2 separate regions of the Homo sapiens genome follow, and region 2 is linked to region 1. Evidence: read pairs that join two places in POLR2A ChIA-PET (ENCODE). Cell type or tissue: MCF 10A. All regions are shown on one strand. Each heading gives the region's core, and the rest is flanking DNA. Links, peaks and the distances in the headings are about the cores only. Region 1 has its middle 41 kb from the start of HUWE1. Region 2 overlaps FAM120C (family with sequence similarity 120 member C).

Region 1 (9,617 bases), core at 2,982-5,481:
GGTCAAATCTTTTGCCTGTTTTTTAAAACTGTAATTGGGTTGTTTGCTTTCTATTACTGAGTTTTGCAAGTTCTTTACATACCGTAGATACCTGATGTTGCTTGGATGTTTGTCCCCTCCAAATTTCATGTTGAAATTTGATCCCGGCCGGGCGCGGTGGCTCACGCCTGTAATCCCAGCACTTTGGGAGGCCGAGGCGGGAGGATCACGAGGTCAGGTGATCGAGACCATCCTGGCTAACATGGTGAAACCCTGTCTCTACTAAAAAATACAAAAAATTAGCCAGGTGTAGTGGCAGGCGCCTGTAGCCCCAGCTACTCGGGAGGCTGAGGCAGGAGAATGGCGTGAACCCAGGAGCCGGAGCTTGCAGTGAGCCAAGATCAAGCCATTGCACTCCAGCCTGGGAGACAGAGTGAGACTCTGTCTCAAAAAAAAAAAAAAAAAAAAAGAAAGAAAGAAATTTGATCCCAAATGTTAGCAGTGGGTCCTGGTGGGAAGTGGTTGGATCATGCGGGCAGATCCCTTATAAACTATCCTTGCAGTAATGAGCGAGTTCTCACTGTATTAGTTCCTATGCGAACTGATTTTTTTTTATTATTTATTGATTTTTTTGTTTTCTGTAGAGATGGGGTCTCGCTCTGTTACCCAGGCTGGTCTTGTACTCCCAGGCTTAAGCTATCCTCCCACCTAGGCCTCCTAAAGTGCTGGGATGACAGGAGTGAGCCACTGTGCCTGGCAAAAACGGATTGTTAGAAAGAACTTGGCACGTCTTCTTCTCTCTCTTCCCTCATCTTTCACTATGTGATGCCTGCTCCTCTTTGCCATCTGCCATAAGTGGAAGCTTCCCAAGGCCTTCACCAGAAGCAGATGCTGATACCGTGCTTCTTGTGTAGCCAGCAGAACCATGAACCAGGTAAACCTTTTTAAAAATAAATTACCCAACTTCAGGTATTACTTTATAGCAACACAAATGGACTAAGACAGAAAACTGGTACCAAGAGTGGAATGTTGCTGTAAAGATACCTGAAGATGTAGAAGCAGCTTTGGAGTCAGGAAATAAGCAGAAGTTGGAAAAATTTGAAGGCTTCAGAAGACAGGAAGTCCACGGAATGTTTGGAATTATTAGGGACTGGTCAAGTGGTTGTAACCAAAATACTAGTAGAAATATGGACAGGAGAGGTCAAGCTGACGAAGTCTCAGATGGAAATGAGGAAGTTATTGGGAACTGGAGCAAAGGTCACACTTGTTATGCCTGAGCAAAGAACTTGAGTGCATTATGTCCATGCCCAGGGGCTTTGTGGAAGACCAAACTTAAGAGCAATGACCAGCCGGGCACGGTGGCTCGCACCTGTAATCCCAGCACTTTGGGAGGCCAAGGCGGGCGGATCACAAGGTCAGGAGATCAAGACCATCCTGGCTAACACGGTGAAACCCCGTCTCTACTAAAAATACAAAAAGTTAGCCGGGCGTGGTGGCATGCGCCTGTAGTCCCAGCTACTCGGGAGGCTGAGGCAGGAGAATCACTAGATCCTGGGAGGCAGAGGTTGCAGCGAGCCGAGATCATGCCACTGCACTCCAGCCTGGGCGACAGAGTGAGACTCCGTCTTGGAAAAAAAAAAAGAGCAATGACCTTGGGCTTATGGCAGAAGAAATTTCTAAGCAGCAAAGCATTCAAAAAGCAATGCAGCTGTTTCTAAAAGCAGATGATCATATATGGAAGTAAAAGAATGACTGGCCGGGCTCCTTGGCTCGTGCTTGTAATCCCAGCACTTTGGGAAGCTGAGGCAGGTGGATCACCTGAGGTCAGGAGTTTGAGACCAGCCTGCTAACATGGTGAAACCTTGTCTCTACTAAAAATACAAAAATTAGCTGGGCATGGTGGTGGGCACCTGTAATCTCAGCTACTTGGGAAGCTCAGGCAGAAGAATCACTTGAACCCAGGAGGCAGAGGTTGCAGTGAGCTGAGACAGCACCATTGCACTCCAGGTTGGGTGACAAGAGCTAAACTCCATCTCAAAAAAAAAAAGAAAGAATGACCTAAAGTTGGAACTTATAATTAAAAGGGAAACAGAGCATAAAAGTTTGGAAAATTGCAGCCTGGCCATGTGGTAGAGAAGGAAAAAGCATCTTCATAAGGGAAATCCAAGGGTGCTGGAGAACAACCACTTGCTAGATAGAGGATAAAAGGGAGCCAGGTGCTAATAGTCAAGACAATGGGATAAAGGTCTCCAAGCCATTTCAGAAGACTTCCAGTCCACCCCTCCCATCACAGGCCCAGAGGGCTAGGGAGACAGAATGGTTTTGGAGGCTAAGCTGGGGCACCACTGCCCTGTGCCACTTTCAAACGTTGCTCCCTGCATCTGTGCTGCTGAGACTCCAGCTGCAGCTCAAACAGCCCCAGGAGCGACTCCCACCACTCCAGAGAATGCAAGCCATGAACCTTGGTGGCTTCTATGTGGCGTTAAGTCCACAGGTGCGCAGAATGCAAGAGCCACGGAGGCTTGGCAGCTTCCCCCTGGATTTCAGAGGTTGTATGGAAAAGCCTGGGTGTCCAGGCAGAAGCCTGCCACAGGGGCAGAGCCCCCACAGAGAGACTCTACTAAGCCAGTGCTGAGGGGAAATGTGGGGTTGGAGCCACCACAAAGTGTCCCCACCAGGGCACTGCCTAGTAGGGCTGTGGGAATGGGGCTGCTGCCCTCCAGACCCCAGAATAGCAGAGCCACTGGCAGCGTGCAATCTCAGCCTGGAAAACTCACAGCCATTCAACTTCAACCCCTGAGAGCAGTCACATGGGCTGTGCTCAGCAAAGCCATAGAGGTCGCACTGCCCAAGGCTTTGAGGGCCCACCCTTTGCATCTGTGTGCCCTGAATGTGGGACATGGAATCAAGGATTATTTTGGAGCTTTAAGATGTAATGTCTGTTCTGCTGGGTCTCAGACTTGTGTGGGGCCTGTTGCTCCTTTCCTGTGGCTGATTTCTCCCTTTTGGAATGGGAATATTTACCCAATGCCTGTACCACCATTGTATTTTAGGAGTAAATAACTTGTTTTTGATCTTACCTGGTAGGAACTTGCCTTGAGTCTCAGGTGAGACTTTGCACTTTGGACTTTTGGGTTGGTGCTCAGGCCTGTAATCCCAGCAGTTTGGGAGGCCGAGGAAAATGGATTGCTCAAGTCCAGGAGTTCAAAACCAGCCTGGGCAACATGGAGAAACCCCATCTCTACTAAAAATACAAAAAACATTTAGCTGGGTGTGGTGGTGCACACCTGTAGTCCCAGCTACTTGGGCTGAGGTGAGAGAATCACCTGGGCCCGGGAGATTGAGGCTGCAGTGAGCCAAGATTACACCCCTGCACTCCAGCTTGGGCAACCAGAGTGAGACCCTGTGTCAAAAAACAACAACAACAAAAAACAACCTTTGGTGACTATTAGGAAGGAATTATTGTATTTTGCAATGTGAGAACGACATGAGATTTGGGTAGCCAGGGGCGGAATGATATATTCGGATATGTTAAAATTTGATACCTAATATTGAGGTTGAGGCCTGGTGGGAGGTGTTTGGATCCTGGGATGGCTCTTTATGAGCCATCCTCATGGTCAGGAGTCAGTTCTCGCTGTATTAGTTCCTATGAGTACTGATTGTTAACAAAGAGCCTGGCACTTCCTTCTTTCTCTCTTCCCTCCTCTCTTATCATGTGATGCTGCCCCCTCTTTGCCTTCCTCCATGATTGGGAGCTTCCTGGAAGCTTCCTGAAGCCCTCACTGGAAGCAGGTGCTGGCGCCATAGTTTTTGTTTTGTTTTGTTTTTTTGTTTTTTTGTTTGACAGGGTCTCGCTCTGTCACCCATGCTGGAGTGCAGTGGCATGGTCATAGATCACAACAGCCTCAAACCCTTGGGCTCAAAGGATCTTCCTACCTCAGCCTCCCAAGTAGTTAGGACTACAAGGCACGTGCCACCACACCTGGTTAAATTTTTTGTTTGTTTGTTTGTAGTGACAGCCTTTTGCTATGTTGCCAGGGCTGGTCTTGAACTCCTGGGCTCAAGCAATCCTCCTGCCTCCCAAAGTGCTGGGATTACAGGCATGAGCCACCACGCCCAGCTGAGTGCGCCATGCTTGTTGTACAGCCTGTAGAACCATGAGTCAAATAATCCTCTTTTCTTTATAAATTACCCAGCCTCAGGCATTCCTTTATAGCAACACAGACTAGAACATCCCACTTATCTGCAGTTTCACTTTCTGCAGTTTCAGTTATCTGAGATCAACTGAAGTCCAAAAATATTAAATGGAAAATTCCAGAAATAAACAACTCATATGTTTTAAATTTTGTGCCATTCTGAGTAGCATGATGAAATCTTACGCTGTTCTGTTTTGTCCTGCCTTTGGCTGTGAATCATCCCCTTGTCCAGCATATCCATGCTGTCTATGCTACCTCCCCACCCCATTAGTCATTTAGTAGCTAGCTTGGTTATCAGATGGAAAAAACATAGTATACATATGGTTCAGTACTATTCCTAGTTTAAGGTGTCCACTGGGGGTCTTAGAACATATTACCTGTGAATAAGGTGGGACTACTGTATTCCGGATTCAAGTTCTTTATCAAATATATAATTTGCAAATATTCATTCCCACTCTGTATGTCCTTTCATTCTTTTAACAGTGTCTTTCAAACAGTAGAATTCTTTATTTGATGAAGTGAGAATTTTTGACTCATTGTTTTAGTTAGAATGCCTAACAGAAAACATAACTCAATAAGAAAACAATAATTAACTATAAGAAAATTTTATTAGCCAGGCGCGGTGGCTCACGCCTATAATCCCAACACTTTGGGAGGCTGAGGTGGGTGGATCACCTGAGTGGGAGTTCGAGACCAGCCTGACCAACATGGAGAAACCCTGTCTCTACTAAAAATACAAAATTAGCTAGGCATGGTGGTGGCACATGCCTGTAATCCCAGCTACTCAAGGGGCTGAGACAGGAGAATTGCTTGAGCCTGGGAGGCAGAGGTTGCAGTGAGGCGGGATTGTGCCATTATACTCCAGCCTGGGCAACAAGAGTGAAACTCTGCCTCAAAAAAAAAAAAAAAAGGAAAGAAAAAGAAAATTTTATTATCTCCAACTTATTATAATACAGGTTGAGTATCCTTTATCTGAAGTCCTTGGGGCCAGAAGTGTTTTGGATTTCAGATTTTATAATATTTGCATTATACTTTCCAGCTGAGCATCCCTAATTTAAACATCCAAAAATTTGAAATGCTCCAGTGAGCATTTCCTTTGAGTGCCAAATCAGTGCTCAAAAAGTTTCAGATTTTGGAGCATTTCAGGTTTTGAATTTTTGGATTAGGAATACTCTACCTGTAATAAATTCTGAAGTAGGATGACTCCACTGTTGGTTAATTTAGCTTCTCAGCAATATTATCAAGGACCCAGATTCTTTTTTTCAATCTTTCTGCTCTGCCATCCTCAGGCTCCTGGTACTCTTCAGGCTAGTCACCTCATAGTTGCAAGGTGGCTGCTGAAGTTCCTTGCATCACATCCAGACATGCAGTAGAGAAAGGAAGAATCTAGACCATCTTTTCTATCTGTCTTTCATTAAGAGTGAGGAAACCTTTCTTAGAGGAAGCCCAGAAGACCTTTACTCACATCTCATTGACCAGCACTGGGTCACATAACCATCTACAAACTAGACTAGCATAAACCCCTTATATCAGGGGTTGCCAAACTACTGCTAGTGGGCCAAATCCAGCCTGCTGCCTGTTTTTGTACAGCCTATGGTATAACAGTGGTTTTTATATTTTTAGGTGGTTAAAAGAATTAAATGAAGGATAATATTTTGTGACGTGTGAAAATTATGTGAAACTCAAGTTTCAGTGTCCAGAGAAAGGAAGGGGAACCTGCATGTGCAGATCACATGGCAAGATAGAAATAAAGAAAGAAAGAAAGACAGGAGTAGGCGTCAGGCTTTTCTCTTTCTTTCTTTCTTTTTCTTTCTTTGTCTTTCTTTCCCTCCCTTCCTTCCTTCCTTCCTTCCTTCCTTCCTTCCTTCCTTCCTTCCTTCCTTCCTTTCCTTCCTTCCTTTCTTTCTCTCTCTCTCTCTCTCTTTCTTTCTTTCTTTCTTTCTTTTCAGATGGAGTCTTGCTCAATTGCCCAAGCTGGAGTGCAGTGGCATGATCTCAGCTCACTGCAACCTCTGCCTCCTAGATTCAAGCAATTCTCCTGCCTCAGCCTCCCGAGGAGCTAGGATTACAGGCGTGCACCACCATGCCTGGCTAATTTTTGTAACTTTTAGTAGAGATGGGGTTTCTCCATGTTGGCCAGGCTGGTCTTGACCTCAGGGTGAGCCCCCCAACCTCACCTCCCAAAGTGCTGGGATTACAGGCATGAGTCACTGTGCCCAGCCAGTGTCAGGCTCTTTTCAACAAGCAGTTCTTATGGAAACTAAGAGTGACAACTCCGTCACTCCTGCAAGAATGGCACCAAGCCATTCATGAAGGGTCCACCCCGAGGATCTAAACAACTCATACCAGGTCCCACCTTCAACAATGGGGATCATAGACCAGACGCAGTGGCCCACGCCTGTAATCCCAGCGTTTTGGGAGGCCGAGGCAGGTGGCTCACCTGAGGTCAGGAGTTTGATACCAGCCTGACCAACATGGTGAAACCCTGTCTCTACTAAAAATACGAAAATTAGCTGGGCCTTGTGGCTTGGGCCTGTAATCCCAGCTACTCAGGAGACTGAGGCAGCAGAATCTCTTTAACCTGGGAGGCGGAGGCAACTTCTGTAGACAGCCAAAGACAGAAAATCAGACAGTCATGTGCCAGCGTAATGTTGTTTTGGTGAAGAATAGGCCACATATACTATGGTGGTCCCCTAAAATTATAATGGAGCTAAAAAATTCCTATCACCTAGTGACGTCTTGATGATCCTGACCCTGTGTTGGTCTAGGCTAATGTGTGTGTTTGTGTCTTTGTTTTTAACAAAACAGTTTAGAAAGTAAAAAAATTAAAAATATAAAAAAACTTATAGAATAAGAATATAGAGAAAATATTTTTGTATAGCTATACAATGTATTTGTGTATGCTGTAATAATTTTGTAATCACCACTATTGAGGTGAGCTCAAGTATTGCAAGTATCTGCTTAAAATGCCATGTGACACTAATCATCTCCATGTGAGTAATTCATATCTCCAGTAAAAAGTGATCCCTCATAGTTCTTGCATATTTTTCGTAATATTTACTGCAATACTGTAAACCTTGAGTAACAGTATGGAACCCATATGGGGTGCCACTAATGATGCTGGAACTGTCCCCAGGAAGCAGAGAAAAGTCATGACATTACAAGAAGAAGTTGAACTGCTTGATGTGTTCTGTAGATTGAGGACTTCAGCTGCTATTGCCTGTCATTTCAAATAAATCCAGTGTAAGGATAATTGTAAAAAAAGAGAGAGAGAGAAAAGTAAAAACCAACAGCTGTGAAAACCTTGTACCTTCTGTGAAATACCCTTTTATCTTCTATTGAAAATGCAGCTTTTTTTTTTTTTTTTGAGATGGACTCTCACTTTGTCGCCCAGGCTAGAGTGCAGTGGCGCCATCTCGGCTCACTGCAAGCTCCGCCTCCCGGGTTCACACCATTCTCCTGCCTCAGCCTCCCCAGTAGCTGGGACTACAGGCGCCCGCCACCATGCCTGGCTAATTTTTTGTATTTTTAGTAGAGACGGGGTTTCACTGTGTTAGCCAGGATGATCTCGATCTCCTGACCTCATGATCCTCCTGCCTCGGCCTGCCCAAGTGCTGTGATTACAGGCGTGAGCCACTGTGCCCGGCCCCGAAAATGCAGCTTTTATGTGGGTGCAGGATTCCTGTAAGAAAGTGATATGTATAGATTCTAATATGATGTGAGAAAAAGTGAAGTCATTATATGGCAACATAAGCAAAAGGAAGGTGGAAGATCTAAGCTGAACAATTCATTGCCAGCAAAGGATGAAACCATAATTTTGGAAAGAGTTTTGTTGTTGTTGTTGTTGTTTGAGACGGAGTCTTGCTCTTGTCGCCCAGGGTGGAGTGCAGTGGCGCGATCTCGGCTCACTGCAACCTCTGCCTCCCAGGTTCAAGCGATTCTCCTGCCTCAGCCTCCCGAGTAGATGGGATTACAGGTACCCGCAACCACACCTGGCTAATTTCTGTATTTTTAGTAGAGACGGGGTTTCGCCATGTTGGCCAGGGTCGTCTCAAACTCTTGACCTCGTGATCTGCCCGCCTCGGCCTCCCAAAGTGTTGGGATTACAGGCATGAGCCACCGCAGCTGGCAAGAGTTTTGGTTTTAAAAATATTAAGATAACAGGAGAAGCAGATTCTGCTGACCAAGAGGCAGCAGACGAGTTCCCAGATGCCATTTAGAAAATCATTGAGGAGGCCAGGCGTGGTGGCTCACGCCTGTAATCCCAGCACTTTGGGAGGCCAAGGCAGACAAATCACCTGAGGTCGGGAGTTCGAGACCAGCCTGACCAACATGGTGAAACCCCGCCTCTGCTAAAAATACAAAAGTTAGCAGGGTGTGGTGGCATGCACCTGTAACCCAGCTACTCGGGAGGCTGAAGCAAGAGAATCGCTTGAACCTGGGAGGCAGAGGTTGCAGTGAGCCGAGATTGCACCACTGCACTCTGGCCTGGGTGACAGAGTGAGGCTCCATCTCAAAAAAAAAAAAAAAAAAAAAAAAAAAAAAGAAACGAAGAAAGAAAGAAAATCATTGAGGAGAAAGCATATCTGCCTGAACAGGCTTTTAATGAAGGTGAAAGTGCCCTATTCTAAAGAAAAAAAAAAAGCCACAAATCGCATATCACATCTACTAGTAAGGAAGAGAAGTGAGTACCAGGATTTTTAAGGCAGGAAGGGATAGGCTAACTCTCCTGTTTTGTGTAAATGTAGTTGAGTTTATGATCAGAACTGCCCTTATCTTTTTTTTTTTTTTTTTTTTTTGAGACGGAGTTTAGCTCTTGTTGCCCAGGCTGGAGTGCAATGGTGTGATCTCGGCTCACTGCAACCTCCGCCTCCCGGGTTCAAGTGATTCTCCTGCCTCAGCCTCCCGAGTAGCTGGGATTACAGGCATGCACCACTATGCCTGGCTAATTTTTTGTATTTTTAGTAGAGACGGAGTTTCTCCGTGTTGGTCAGGCTGGTCTTGAGCTCCCGACCTCAGGTGATCCATCCGCCTCGGCCTCCCAAAGTGTTGGGATTACAGGCGTGAGCCACTACGCCGGGCCTGCCCTTATCTATTAATATAAAGCTACTAATCCCTGAGCCTTGAAAGGAAAAGATAAACACCAGCTACCAATCTTTTGTTTGCACAACAAGAAGGTCTGAGCAATGAGAACCCTTTTTCTGAATTGGTTCCATCGAAACTTTGTCCCTGAGGTCAGGAAGTACCATGCCAATCAGGGATTGCCTTTTAAAGTTCTTTTGATATTGGACAATGCCCCTGGTGTCCCAGCACTCCATGAGTTCATCAACAAAGGCACTGGAGTGGTCTACTTGCCCTCAAACACAGCATCTCTAATTCAGCCTCTAGATCAGGGGATCATAAGGACCTTTAAGACTATTACATGCAGTACCCTATGGAAAG
Region 2 (9,617 bases), core at 4,613-7,112, 450 kb after region 1:
TGTAGCCATACTTACTAATTTTGAACAATTGTTATTAAAAATCTCAAGACTTTTCTCATCACACAAAATCCAGGTATTTCCAGATGTACCTGTGATGAGTCCAAGAGTCAGGTTACATCAAATTCTTAACACATAAATCATACCTAAGTGCAGTGGCTCTCGAACTTCAGCATGTATCAGAATCAGCTGGAGGGCTTGTTGAAATGGATCCATAAGCTCCCCCACCTTTCCCGCCAGTTTCTGATTCTGTAGGTCCGATGGGGTAGGGGACTGAGAATGTGTATTTCCAACATGTTTCCAGATGGTACAATGCTGTTGGTCTAGGACCATACTTTGAGAACCACTGGCTACGTATACAGCTAAATGTATAGCTATGTGGATGGAGTTTTTAATCTGTTGTAACCAGCTGCTATGTAAATCTCCAAAAATAATTTAACTTTTTGACTAAATCTGGCCCAAGAATGTTTAGCCATCGATGTTTGACATCCTGAACAAAAGTATTTCCTACCTTTGCAAATGCTTGTTTATAACATAATTTCTGTTGTACTCAACAAACACTTTTATAAAACTACTGCTTAAAAAAGCTTTCAACCCCTGGCAGTTTTTTCATTTAATACATAATTGCCTTTTGTGGCATCACTTATTTTATCTGTATCTAGAAATATAGCCTGTTGAAATTCCAAGTACATTTTTAAGTTCTTTTCATTTCAGCATTCATCATTTTTGTATAATGATATTTCTTTTTTTTGAGACGGAGTTTCGCTCTTATTGCCCAGGCTGGAGTGCAATGGTGCAATCTCGGCTCACCACAACCTCTGCCTCCCAGGTTCAAGTGATTCTCCTGCCTCAGCCTCTCGAGTAGCTGGGATTACAGGCATGCGCCACCACGCCCGGCTAATTTTGTACTTTTAGTAGAGACAGGGTTTCTCCATGTTGGTCAGCCTGGTCTCGAACTTCCGACCTCAGGTGATCCGCCTGCCTCGGCCTCCCAAAGTGCTGGGATTACAGGCGTGAGCCACCGCGCCCGGCTGTATACTGATATTTCTTACAATGGTTTACTTTTAAATGGTATCTTAAATCGTAGTCTTTCAACAGACACATTTTATTTAGACGTATATGAAAATTCATCAATTCCACAAAGAAATAGGCTCTCTCCTGTTCAAATACGTGAACTTCTTCCATAAAAAAGATTTTTTTCACTTTGCACAGATGTAGGAGAAATATTTCATATTCATCAAAAATATTATTTAAAAAGAACAAGCACAACAATCAATGGTGTTTCAGTTATCTATTTCTGTGTAACAAAGTAGCCCCCAAACTTAGTGGCTTAAAACAACATTTATTATCTCATAGTATCTGTAGGCATGGCTTAGCTGGGTCCTCTGGCTCAAGGTCTCCTACAGGCTTCAATCAAGGTGCCAGCCAGGGCTGCAGTCATCTCAAGGCTTGCCTGGGGAAGGATCCGCTTCCAAGCTCACTCACGTACGTGGCTGTTGGCAGCAATTCAGTTCCTTGCAGGCTGTAGTTGGACTGAGGGCCTCAGTTCCTCACTGAGTGTTGGTTGGAGGCTTCCCTCAGTTTCTTTTCCTGTGGGCCTCTCCATAGGGCAGCTCACAACATGGCAGCTTGCTTCATCAGAGTGATCAAGCAAGAAGAGCCAGAGAGAAAGAGAGAGAGAGTGCAAACAAGATGGAAGTCACAGTTTTTTATAACCTAATCTTGGAAGTGACATCCCATCACTTTTGTTGTAGTCTGCTCATCAGAAGCAAGTCACTAGGTCCAGCCCACAAACGGGGGGGACAGGAGGAGATTACAAAAGGGTGTGAATACCAGGAGGTGGGACTCATTGGGAGCCACTGTAGAAGATGTCTACCATGAATGACAAGTGGCACTTCATCATTGTGGCAGGGAGACACCATGGAGCTGTAGAGACCAATAAATGAAGACCATGTGGTTCACCAAAAGGGGTCAACCAGTATTGCCAGAGGATCTGATATTTCAGGAGTGGTTGGAAAGAGACTTTTTTGCAACATTTCTCAATTTTTAAAAGTTGGCAACAAATTCGAACTTGTTAAAAAAGAAGTGTATTCATATAATGCAAGTTAAATGACAGCAGGAAATGATAATCATTCAATTCATTCAACTAGATGATGCCTTAATATTCAGTCCAAGTGCATTATTTGATTTCAGATCCTGGTGAACACTACTGATCAATGAAAATAAACGAAGTTCTTTCAAAAAGAAAAGGAAAAAAATGTGTGGGCCAATGCAAAAATACATGCATGGGCCACATAAGGCCTACGGGCTGCCAGTTTGCCATCTTTGCCATAACCTTTGTAATTTCCTCATGTGATACAGATGAACGGGCAAGGGTTTTGCTTCTGGTATGCAAATCCTGGTTTCTGCCACTTCTACTGGTTATGTCCCTGGGCCTAATGACAAGGGCCGGAGAAATGATCCTGGGGACTTATACCATAAGTATTTTCTTACTTGTCTCCTCTACTAGATAGACTATGAGCTCCTGGAAGGGTAGGGTACCATGCTTTGTACCCCTGACTTCAACACTCCTTATCTCACTTCCCTACTTCATTTTCTCCACAGCATTTCCTATGTCACAAAACATATTTTGCCTATTTATCTTGTTTGTTATTTTCTCCATTAGAATACAAGTTTCATGAGGTCAGAAATCTGTTTTATTCACTGCTGTATCCTCACAATCTTGAACTTTGCCTGGCACACAGGAGTCCAATACATTGGCTGAATAAATTAATTCCGTTGTTCATAGTACTTAGCACAGTGTCTGGCACAGAACAGGTGCTCAAAAATATTAACTGAACTGAAAAGCATTGTCCTGATAAGAAAAATGGGGTAAAATTAGGCTAGATAATGGTGGGCAGATCATGAAGGCATGCCATGGCATGCCATGCTAAGCTTAAAGCATGAGAGTGAGGTGATCAATGTCCAACCTACTAGGTGCACAAGATATTTTATACTTTTTTTTTTTAATATATACAGGGTCTTAACTCCGTCGCCCAGGCTGCAGTGCATTGGTGCGATCTCAGCTCACTGCAACCTCAACCTCTCAGGCTCAAGCAATCCTCCTGCCTCAGCCTCCCAAGTAGCTGGGACTACAGGTGCGCACCACCATGCCCCGCTACAAGATATTTTAGTCAATATAATAGTAGCTGGCATTTATATGGCATTTACTACATGCCATATGATGTTCCAAGCATATTACTTAAATCATTTAACACTCACAACAAAATTTGTGATGTAGGTATTATTGTTAAACTGAGGCACAGAGCAAGTAACTTGCCTAAGCTTACATAATGAGTACTTAGAAGAATAGGGATCTAAACCCAGGCAGTCTGGCTCCAAGGCCTGTGTTGTCAGCCATTATGCTACACAAACTAAATATAGGAAAAAATGTTCTAGAAAAAGTTATTAAAATATAACTATAAAAACGCAATTATACTGTTTTGAGATATGTTAAAGATGAAGGATTTTGGTGTCAAATATCTTTAGGTCCAAATCTTGGTCCAACCATGTTCTAGCAGTGTATCCTTGGGCCAGTAACTACACTGAGCCTGTTTTTTTGTTTTTTGGTTTTTGGCTATAAAAAGTAGAGATTTAGGCCAGGCGTGGTGGCTCACGCCTGTAATCCCAGCGCTTTGGGTGGCTGATGCAGGCAGATCACCTGAGGTCAGGAGTTCGAAACCAGTCTGGCCAACACGGTGAAACCCCGTCTCTACTAAAAATACAAAAATTAGCTGGGTGTAGTGGCACGCACCTGCAGTCCCAGCTACTTGGGAGGCTGAGGCAGGAGAATTGCTTGAACCCAGGAGGTGGAGGTTGTAATGAGGCAAGATCATGCCACTGTACTCCAATCTGGGCCACAGAGCAAGACTCTGTCTCAAAAAAAAAAAAAAAAAAAGAGATTTAATCTGTCATAGGAGTAGAGGAAAAAATAGAGATTAATACCTCTCCTGTTGGGTGGTTGTGAGGATTAAATGAATATTGGTGAGGTACCTCGCCCATGTGGTAGCTATTATTACTACCATCAAAGGGGAATATATTCTATAAGTGCATTGCTAAGTAGCTACAAAACTTCTGAGTAAAAGGAGTTTGGCAATTCAGTTTGCAATCTGAGTTTATTTAGATGGAATTAACATATAACATTGTATAGCACTGATTCTAAATTCTTCATCTGACCTGTAAAGCCCTCTGTAGTGATTCAGTCAGTAAAGGCAAATCAACCAATCTCTCTCACGGCAAACATTATTTTATATATGTCAAGTCCTAGAGCAAATCTCCGCCCTCTTAGAACTCATTTAAAAGAGAATTATGCGATATGAAAATACTATGAAAGAGAAAAAAATATGAGAGAGGTAAGAACAGAGTACTCTGGTAGTAAAGGGAAGGCTTCATCTACCACAGCTGACAGAGGCTGGCTAGGAAAGATTCTATAGGATAACTTTTGAGCAGGAATAAGGGGGAATTTGCTATGCAAAGGTCAAGATAAACATAAGAAAAATACTATGAGAGAGGACACGGTATGTCTAGGAAACTAAGAAAATATAGAATGGTTGGAACAGGGGTGGCCAGAGGTGAGCACCAGGTAAGTCTGGAGAGAGTTTGGGATCAGATTGTGAAGGGCGCTGTCTGCCATGCTGAGAAGTTTGGACTCGGTAGGGTGGGCAAATACACCTTTGGGCATATAACAGAGTCAGCTTCTGTTTTCAGAATCGTGTCTCTGGCAGCAATATGGCAGATGGAGTCCGGAGAGTGTTATGGTAAAGGAACAAGTTGACACTGTCTTCCTGGTTCAGGTAAGAAATTTTGGCAGCCTGAACTAAAGCAATGGGGGTGGAAACAGACAGAAGTAGCTGGACTCAGGAGACATTTCTGACGTAGAACTCAAAGGATCCGATGACCAAGTAAATGTGGGAAGTGACAGGAGAGTGAAGAATTGAGGACTCCACAGCTTCTGGCTTGAAACTGATGAAAGACACCATTCATAGAAAAAGAGAGTACCAGAAGTGAAACAAGTTTTGGGGAAACATAATGAGTTCCATTTTGGGTATTTTTTAGTTTAAGTGACCTAAAAGACATCAAGTAGTAGAGAGCTGAAAAGATGTGTTGAAAGCTCATGAGAGAGGTCGAGGGTAGAGACAGAGCAATAGGAATCATCAGAATTTAATTAATACTTAAAGCCACAATAATGGATGAGATTGCTCAGGAAACAAAAGCAGAAGAATATGACTAGGACAGAAGCCTTGAGGGCACCAACATTTAAAGAAGCAGGCAGAAGAGGAATAAGGAAAAGAGAAGAAAGAACTAGAGGGTTACAAGGAGAATCAGAAGTGAGCTGAATTATGAAATCCAAGGAAGATAGTTCAAGAATAGGATGGCTTGATATTAATGATCTTAAAGAGGACCAAGAAAGGCTAAGAATGGAAATGCATGTGGCAGCTTCAGAGTGGTGACATCAGATATAAAGTAGCACTAGGCTAGGGAATGGGAATTAATACAATCTGCTTCTTTAAGAATAATGGTGAATAGGGAAGAAAGGAGATAAAGATAATGGCTCGAAGGAATTAGAAAATAAAGGGGAAGTTTTTGTTTTTCAAAGATTATTTGTGCATGCTGTAAGTGAAAGAAACCAGAGAGGCAGAGACTGAAACTGTAGAAAGGACAGGGATTACTACTTTTGAATTCCTATAACATCACTGTATGACTCACTTACTTGGCACTTAGCTTACACATTTGCCTTGTACTGGCAGTATTGTACATTTAGCAATGCTGGCACAAACTAAGTGCTCAAAAAATCTACTTATGATTGTCTTCTATGCATATTGTCTAGCCAATAACAGTGTACGATCATACACAAGAATGTATAAAATGAAGGAAACAGGATGGTGGGATTGTGTAAACTTTGAGCAATATAAACCTAGAACAATAATTTTTATCCACCACTTACTAGTACTTAGAACAAAGAAAAATTATTTTACCTCTTGGTTACCTCAGTTACTCAACTGTAAAATGGGGAGAATACCATGCACCTTGCAAGCTCTTGAGGATTAAATGAGATATTTTAAAAGCTTTTAATATACAACTTGTTGCCTAAGAAGTAATTATTATTTTGATTATTTTCCAACGACTAGAGCATCTAGAAAAGTCAATGACTTTTCAGAATGTCTATGACTAATGGTAAGTAAACAATCAGGAGGCATAGCAGCCATTGCTTTATCGTATTCTAGAGAACCAAAGCACAAAATGGTATCTGTTCTCAAAGTCTGGTTATTCATATGCCACCAACATGATTTCTGCCATATCCACGTACTGCAACTTAATAGCTTTCTTTAAATCAACTCATTTTATGTAATCATAATCATTCTAAAAAAGTATAGCTGTGAAATGGTGAGTCTGATGTGCTGATCATTTTTTTCTAATTACACAGTAACCATTAAAACAAAGCATTCATTCCCTTAATCACCCTAAATTATCTCCTGAATCACAATCTAAAACTGCTTTAGGTTGCTTTATTTCTGAGACCCTTAGGAAGCAATCAGGCAAGCAATTTGTGGGTTTACTTAATTTTCCTTCTACTGATTATCATTTACAAAGCTTTGCAGAGCATATAAATGAAACCAACCAAATCAAAAAATTCATCCCAGCAATACACACTGGATCTTTTCATGGGAAGTCCGAAGTTGTCTAAAGCTAAACAGACAACCCAGCAATTTATCTATTATTTAATCCTTCCACCTCTACTTTCTGTATCACAAATGAAAATGAGACTGGGAATAAAGGCCCATCTTGTGGTCTAGCCTGAAGAACAAAACCAAAGAGGGGAGAGATACAGTAGTGGGTTTTGTTCTGAGGCACTGACATTCAGTCAAAAGAAATAGTAGGCATGCAGATCATCCAAGTGAAAAATTCCCACCTTCAAGACAGTAGAACACTCCTCTGAAAAGGGAAACCACAATCGGTTATTAATCAATACTTTCAAGTCTGTGCTACAATCCAGGGAGTTCTTTATCACTCCAGTAACAACAAAAAAGTCACTGACCAGAACCGAGAGAGAACTTCACTCATTAGTAACATCGACAGACACTTTAGATATGCAATTTTGGAGCTGGTCTTAAATCCATTATATTAAGAGCCACACTACACTCTTAAAAAGTCACTTCTACAATCCATTCTCTTAGGATCATTGACCTATTCACTATGGAAAAAAACAATGTACCCTGCACCCAAAGTACACAGGACATTATGGAGAATACAAAAAGATCAGAGTTTGTTTATAATCTAGCACAGGGAATAAGATTTATACATTCCCCAAGAGTGCTTCTAAGGACTAAAGAGGACTGCTGGGAATTTTTCCCCAACATTTTATTATGAAAAACTTCAAACACATGGCAAAGTTGAGATAATTTTACAGTGAACATCTGAATACCCGTGACTGAGATTCTACTATTTTTACTATACCTGATTTATCACATATCCATCTATTCAATCCATCTTTTTTATTAACTGCTGGGATTTTAAAAATGAGACTGTGTAGTGAAGTATGACAAAAATATACTAAGGGCTGCTTCTCTAAAGATTTTGACTGATGGGGTATATAAACAAAAAAAACTTTGGAAACCACAAACCCATACTCAAGTGTTCAACTCTCCTGCCAACCTCCAATCAAAATCTATTCAGAGCTCATAACTGGCTATTCGGGTCTCCACACCCTTGTCCGCTATCTGAACTATCTACAGCCCTCTTCATGGCTTAGCACCATCGGTGAAGCCTTCCCCAACTTTCACTCCCTTACTCAAAATTAACCATGCCCCCTATAGGGGCCACATTTTTCATCACTTGCAATTAGCCCACAGTATCTGCAATTTATTATCTCTTTCACTAAACCTTGTCCTCCTTGAGGACGGGATCCCCTTATTTACCTCTCAGTCCTCAGCAAGCAGCTAGTACTTAGCCTACAGCAAGCACTCAAATAAAAAAGTAAGTGAATGACCTGAACACGTCTTTACCCAGGAGCCAAGGAAGAGTTTAGCTGAGTGGGGAAATGATCTAATCACAGTGGCACTTTAGAAAGATTCATTTTAGAGCAGCACTGTTGTTTAGAGTATGAGCTTTGGAGGAAGACCACATAGGCACAAATCTCAGCCCTGCCACTTATCTCTGGGTGACTTTGGGCAAGTTTCTAAGCCCGTGCCTCAGTTTCCTCATTTGGAAAACAGGGATAATACTGCTTTCATAGGTTATTGCGAGGATGATGAGGTAATTTTTTTTAAAAGAAGTGCACAGATCGACACCTAAAACATAGTAAATATTCCATCAATGTGGTCACTATTGCCAGCAACCAGGTTAATAACAACGAGGTTAAAAAGTCCTTAAAAGCCTGGGTGGTAGCAGTGAAAACAAAGTGGAAAGAATGGCCATGAATAAAGAATCTACCTTAAAATGTTCAGTCAGAAGAGCAAGCAAATGTGTGCCTTTTTTTTTTTTTTTAACCTTGTATGAGATAGCTCACGTTTGGATTAGTTTAAATTAAAACAACTATAATCTAGGCACTCTAGGCACAGATTTGATGCTGAGAACGAGTCTAGCATGACTGGACTCTAGCCACAAGCTCTATAACCACTGCAAGCTTCTCTGTTTAGGTCTTTTAGTCTCTGAGCTAAAATTTCTTTCCTCCTCATTACTCCAGCCGACACCACTTCTTAAGTGATTCCCACAATCCCCTGTTCTGTCTAACTGTAAGGACAACCCCCAAGAACCTTGGTTGGGGAAATAGGTTTGCGGTTTCTTTCTACCCAACCCTGTACTACTTTTCTTTTTCTTCTTCCTGCCCACCTCCTTTACTTCCCAAGCCTTGCTATTCTCTACACGTAGGAACTTGAAACCTAAGAGTATGGGAAAGCAACAGAGCAGCAGCAGTGGTGCCAAGAACTGGGGATGCTGCCAAGCTGTTCCCCAGGCCCCATATGCAGTGACCCAACTACATGCAGATTGGACTTAACTGCCTATGGGGCCTTGCACACTTAATATTCCTTTTTGCTTCTGCTCATTTTCTTCCTCCCACTTAAAGCAGCCTCCTCCCAAGCTTGTGACTCATTCAAATCCAATCCACCTTTGAAGACCCAGGTGAGGTCCGACTTCTTCAGGGAAGCCTCCCCTGACCACTTTAGTCCAAAGATATCCCACCACTCCCACATACAGAAAACAGGAACTGTACTTACTGTCTGGACCATAAGGCATAATCACATACACATTGCTATAATTAAATGTTTCATGTGTATACATTTAACTTTCCAAGGGCATGAGCAGTGTCTCACATGTCTTTAAAACCCTTACACTCAGTGAGTTAATACTTGCTGAACAGTGACTGAATCAGTGGGTTTTTATGTGTTTAGGCTAAGGCAGGAGGAAGAAGATGCATGTTGAAATGAAAAAGGCTGAATGGACACAGATGGGTAAAAAAGCAGCAGTGGGTGAAGACGGAAAAACAATGTAGAAGAAAGGTGTTCAGTTCACACCTGCTTAAGTGATTTACTGCGAGGTTGGAAAGAGATACAGGAGAGAGATGTCAACTGGCAAAAGCAGGG

The links. Peaks named below come from ENCODE experiments on the same cell type or tissue, not always from the same donor. Only the 100,000 strongest peaks of a DNase experiment are listed, where the experiment ranks them.
Region 2: POLR2A ChIA-PET joins it to region 1 with 5 read pairs; 1 of 35 experiments calls an interaction of 5 or more read pairs at or near these places.

Annotation. Positions count from the first base shown.
Region 1 is chrX:53,722,769-53,732,385 of GRCh38, forward strand. No RefSeq gene overlaps it. Among named protein-coding and RNA genes, the nearest start is that of HUWE1, 41 kb to the left of the region's middle. In MCF 10A, for the core only: no CTCF peak of the experiment used is centred there; a DNase peak (open chromatin) is centred at 4,403.
Region 2 is chrX:54,172,518-54,182,134 of GRCh38, forward strand. All of the region lies in intron 1 of FAM120C (family with sequence similarity 120 member C), which reads right to left. Among named protein-coding and RNA genes, the nearest start is that of FAM120C, 5.9 kb to the right of the region's middle. In MCF 10A, for the core only: no CTCF peak of the experiment used is centred there; a DNase peak (open chromatin) is centred at 5,764.